2 separate regions of the Homo sapiens genome follow, and region 1 is linked to region 2. Evidence: chromatin contacts called from ENCODE Hi-C or POLR2A ChIA-PET data. All regions are on one chromosome and are shown on one strand. Each heading gives the region's core, a stretch centred on a gene start or an enhancer-like site at or near the end of the contact. The rest is flanking DNA. Distances are from core to core; before and after follow the strand shown. Region 1 overlaps TNIK (TRAF2 and NCK interacting kinase). Region 2 overlaps TNIK (TRAF2 and NCK interacting kinase).

Region 1 (2,700 bases), core at 3-2,502, 70 kb before region 2:
CAATATGTGGTGCTTTGTGACTGGCTTCTTTCACATACCATAATGTTTTCAGGTTTTGTCCACGTTGTTACATGTTATAAAATGAATGTTTGTATCCCCTGTAAATTCATATGTTGAAGCCCTAACCTTCAGTGTGACTGTATTTGGAGACGGGCCCTTTGAAGAAGTGATAATGGTTAAATAGAATCAAAAGCTTGGGCCCTAATCTGGTAGGATTAATATACTTATAAGAAGAGACACCAAAGAGCTTGCTCTCTCTCTGCCATATGGGGACACAGTGGAAAGGTGACCATTTGCAAGCCAGAAAGAGAACCCTCACCAGAAACTGACCCTGCTGGACCTCAATCTGGGATTTCTAGCTGGACCACGATCTGAGATTACTGTAAGACAGTAAAGTTCTGTAGTTTAAGCCACCCAGTCTGTGGTATTTTGTTATGGTAACTCTAGCAGACTAATACCTACCAGGTATTAGTAGTTTATTATTTTTTATGGCTGAATAATATACCATTGTATGGATATACCAATCTTGTTTATCTATTCATCAACTGATGGACATTTGGCTATGATCTCCCATCCCCTCATTCTCCCTACGCCACCCTAAAGCAACCACTAATCTACTTTCTGTCCCTGTAGATTTCTCTGTTCTGGAAATTTCATACAAGTGAAATCATATAATCTTGTGACTGACTTTTTTCATTTAGATTGTTTTCAAGGTTCATCCTTGTAGTAGCATGTATGAGTATTTCACTCCTTTTAATGACCAAATAATATTTCACTGTGTGGAGACTGTAAATGTTGTTTATCTATTCATCAGTTGATGGACATTTGGGTTGTTTCTACCTTTGGGCTATTATGAATAATGCTGCTATGAACATCTGTGTACAACTTTTTATGTGTACATACATTTTCATTTCTCAGGAGTAGAATTGCTGGGTCATACGGTTTGGCCCACGTTTTAGTCTCTAAGGTTTTGTAAGTCCTTATGGAAGTTGCCAGGGTACTCAAAATACGTAGAGGTAGCAGAATACAGAAGAATTACCAAAGGGTTTATGCCGTATTTTTGAAATTTGATAATTATGTTTCCCCTTTCTGCTCCACATAGGAACACTCGATGGAATTATAGAATCTTAGAACTGGAAGGCAAGTGAGAGGTGACCTAGTCTCACTGTTTAATTTTAAAGATGAGGAAATCAAAGTTCAGAGACTGACTCACTTCCCAGGATTGTACAGCTGGGTCATGGCTGGACCCAGACCACACATGTAATCTCTTTTTCTCTCAGGCAGTATTTTCCACTGGGGTAACCTCTCAGAGAGGGAGCAGTTCTTCGGAATGAGGCTCAGTTGCTGAAATAAAGATGCTTCGTATATTGTTTCCCACTGGCTGAAGTCTATCTGGAGTTCAAAACTAGGTCATGGTAATTCTTTGGGAAATGCCATGCAGCCTTAGAGAAAGCTTGTCTTTCAAAGCCCTTTGATTATAGGAAGGGGTGAAGTCCCAGTGAGGTGGTGGGCTTGGGGATTGTCACAAAAGGGTGCTAGTAAGTATTAAAGAAACATACTTATTGAAGTTCAGTGAGCAATCTGATTTCAGCAAAGTAGAATGTGACTGTCTCAGAGCCTGATGATCCAGGAGGCTTACAGATGTCAAGATTCACAAATAGAAATGGAAATTTAAAAAGCTAGGCATGAGATGAGAAGTCAAAAGTTAAATGATTTTTAACTTTTTTTTATAACTATAAGTTATAATACCTTTCACAATACGAGAATCAATTCAATAAGTTCTAAAGAAATAAGTAACTATAAAAGTTCTCATTGAAGAGGGTTAGTGAAGATGCATTTAGTATGAATGGGGAGAGGTGTATAAATCATGATACTGGGATGACTTCCCAAGTTACTTGGTGAAACAAGCCTTTGTTAGCAGAGATAGATAAGAGTATTCAAAACAGCTTACTAAATGCTCTTAATGGCATCTCAGTTTCAAATAAGATATGCTACTAATTTATTGAGTCACTTATTGAATATTTTATACATTGAAAGAACATCTTGATTTCATAATTTCTTCAAAACATATTTTGAGATGCAAAGAGTAGTTTTATTGTTAAACATTTCATGAAATATATAAAATTATTGGCAACTGAATGCAAGTTCCAAAATCTGAAAGATGTACAGTGCCTCAGTACATTTTGTAGCACAGAGACATTCAGGGTCATTTAAAAATTGAAGCAAATAAATAGTCATTATGTGGTCTAAATTAAAGTACAGTAATTTCGAAAATTCAACAACCCATTTATGAGCTATGTACTCTATGTAAGCCATTGTTTGCTTCTTAGAAATGCAAAGATTAACCAGGTATCATTTCTACTGCCAGGGAATTTACAATTTAGTGGCTGAAGCAGCATTTAATAAGAACTTTATTGGCAAGAGAAAGAAAGAGAGAGAATAATAGAAGCGTAAAGGACAGGCCTAGGAAATATAGTTTTCATAATCATCTTGTAAATAAGGATTTATAAAGCCTGTCTCCTCCAATTAGTATTAAAGATGCCCTGTGGAGGCTAAGCCCTGCTGAATTCAGGATATAGATATTACTGTGATGAGATGTATGTGATTGGAGAAGGACATGATATATATGGAAAATGCTTAATGATTACTTGCAGGGGTGAATAGTGATAAATTGGACATTGGCTTTAAATATTGTAGAGT
Region 2 (2,724 bases), core at 47-2,546:
TTTCTAGGATTCTAGGATATCACTAGTTTTCAGCCATTCAGCAATACCAACCTCTTTTTTTTTTTCCAAGTTCATCCTAGAACTTGCAGTCTTTTTGCTTAATATTTTTCATTAAAGTATTTTATTTACTTAAATTTTTCAAAAAGAAAATTCGTTGCTACCGTAAATGAGAAACTCAATATTTTCAGCTATATTTAAAAATATAGTACATACTTTTTAAATTAAAATATTTGCCCTTGTCTCACTAAATCATGTTGGTATTTGGACCACTATACTTTAAGAAATAACACTTTCATTTGTGTTTGAGGCTTACCAGCATAGCAGAGGAGAGGGACTCAAACACAAATGAAAGCACTACCCGGTGCTGTAGTATGACTGTTGTAGGCCCTCCCCATTTTTGCCTCCGTGGGCCCCTTTCTCCAAGAAAAATAAAACAACAAAAAGTTAAAAATTAGGCTTTATAACCTCATTGGTGTAAGACAAATATTATATGTTAAAACATTTTCTTTGGCCTAAGAATTAGTTTTTATCTTCTAATTTTAAAATAAGAATAATTTTTTGTTGACTGCAAAAAGTACTGTAGGCTCTAGGTCCTGTGCTGTCTGCATCTAATGGATACGTTCGTTGGCCTGTAACCACCCCATCCTCTTCAAGAGATCTAAAGGCTTCACTCGGTGGTGGTGTGGAAACCACAAAAATGAAATGTATTTGGAATCTTCTGTTATATCCTTAAAATTTAGATGGATTCTCTTTATGCCACATGATAATCATTGTTGCGTCAGTTTAAAATTATGTTAATGAAATTACTATAGAAAGGTTGACTTAAACAAAATCTATGGTTTCCTGCTGCTGTAATACTTGGCATAGAGCTGAGTGCCCCAGGGAGTACTTGTGCTCTGGTTTGGAAGCACAGGCATGAGGCATGTTAAAGTAGAAAAGCTTTTCTTTTTTTCCTTTTAAACTTGTGCTCAAGAGAAGAAATTGGGTTTATAATGGATTTACTTGTTGTCAAAAACAAACTATAGATATCATCCTAGCACTGTGGCTACCATGCACAGACAACCTTAACAGTGAATAAGTAAGTCCATGCAGATTCTTTAGAAGATGGTAGAAGAATCTACACAGCACTATTTGGTTTCAAGCTCATTTGTAAGTCTTCTTTTCTTAGAGCCTAGTGAGTGATTTACACTCTCTTAGCTATTTCTAGCAAAGAGGAAGAACAGTCACTCTTGATGAGTGACTAAAACTGCTGCTTTTACCTCCTTTTTAAGAAGTCACTTCCCTAGGTTTCCTTGGTATTAAGAGGGGGATGGCTTTCCCCTTTTGTCCTCTCATTACTCTCTTATCTAGGACAGGCTATTATAAAAGCTTTTTGTTTGTGAGATCAGTTCTGATTTCTAACTTCCCCACTCAAACCGAAATACCACACTTGAAGTTCCCCCAAATTGCTGCTGCTCCGATGACTCCTGGGTATTGTACGCTAAATTCAAGGATCTTTATTTAGGTTCTTTGCTCTCTTGAAAAGAAAATCCTAATGAGTCACCCAGTTTGCTGATTGCTTTGTAGGTGTGACCAGTTAAATGCAATGATAGTGGAGTTGAAATAGAAGAAGTCATTTGGGCTAGCTCATTTATCCTGAATCTAATGTAGCCTGTTGGCTTCTCTTTACTTGTGTGTGTGTGTGTGTGTGTGTGTGTGTGATAGGCACTTCTCAGCTGAGGGCCAGCTCTGCAGGCACTTAGGACTTGTATACCAGGCATCTAGATGCTACTTAGAACTAGCTTGGCTGTCAAAGAGAAGAGAGTGTGCTCTATGTGTTTGGTGCCTGAGCTAGGGTTTTGTCATTTTTCTTTTCTTTTTTTTTTTTTTTCAGCAAATGAACCAGTGAGTGAAGGGCATTATCACAACTCCAAGAACCAACTAGGAGTCACCCATGACATCATCTCCTGAATTTCATCACCAAGCCCAGCTGATCCTATTTCCTAAATGGTTCCTGATTTCTCTCTTCTGTTTTCTGTCTCTGCCACCACTGTCCTAGCACAGGCATTGCACATCTCTCATATGAACGCCTGCAGGACTGTCCCTTGATGTTATCCTTGCAGCCCCTACATTCCTACTGTGCAGCCAGTAAAGTCATATTAAAATGCTTATTTGATCATGTCTCTCTCCTGTTTAAAACCTTTTGAATGATTTCCCATGTGATCAAGAGTAAACTTAGCCTACAAGGCCCAGGATGATCTGAACACAACCTTCTTCTTAGTGCTGTTCTTTCTCACTCTCTGGGATCCAGACATACTGCTTTCTCTTTACACAGAAAACCTAATTTGCTTCCTCCTGCCTCAAGACCTTTGCACATTCCTGCTCCTGGAATGTTCTTCTCCTGTTATTAACTCCATGTCACTTTCTCACAAAACTGTTCTTCATCCTCCAGAAGATCCCAGGCCCCGTTTGGGCTTTCATACCCCCGGCACATTCTGGTGGGGTGCTAAACTCAGATTATAGTGATACACATTGGTTGAATAATATATTTATCAGACTATAAGCTCCATGAGGCCAGAGACTTGTCTACTTTGCTTACCACAGTATTCCCAGTAACTAGCACAGACCTACCAAAGACTGGCTGCTCAATAATTTAAAGAATAAGTAGAGTGCAGTGCAAGGATGACATGCGCAAGGTGTATATGAATAAATAAGGAATCATACTTACATATCCAAGTCATCAGA

Evidence for each region. A loop is a pair of places that touch in the nucleus more often than their neighbours do. ChIA-PET counts read pairs that join two places held with the same protein, here RNA polymerase II (POLR2A). Pooled maps may share reads with other maps.
Region 1: a loop to region 2 is called in a map of psoas muscle, with 1.8 times the contacts of the local background. The contact joins two enhancer-like sites. A Hi-C loop is called at or near these places in 2 of 168 maps with a recorded cell type or tissue (mammary epithelial cell and psoas muscle) and 2 of 50 pooled maps. POLR2A ChIA-PET finds 5 or more read pairs at or near these places in 5 of 52 experiments (PC-3, Panc1, activated T-cell and 2 more).

The regions. Positions count from the first base shown.
Region 1 is chr3:171,416,568-171,419,267 of GRCh38, reverse strand. The region is part of intron 1 of TNIK (TRAF2 and NCK interacting kinase); the gene reads left to right. Among named protein-coding and RNA genes, the nearest start is that of TNIK, 42 kb to the left of the region's middle. Within about 2 kb of position 1,252, at least 3 of the 41 ENCODE cell types and tissues checked have a DNase peak (open chromatin) inside an H3K27ac peak, as active enhancers do.
Region 2 is chr3:171,346,368-171,349,091 of GRCh38, reverse strand. The region is part of intron 2 of TNIK (TRAF2 and NCK interacting kinase); the gene reads left to right. Among named protein-coding and RNA genes, the nearest start is that of TNIK, 110 kb to the left of the region's middle. RefSeq lists an enhancer at 1,558-1,607. Within about 2 kb of position 1,296, at least 5 of the 41 ENCODE cell types and tissues checked have a DNase peak (open chromatin) inside an H3K27ac peak, as active enhancers do.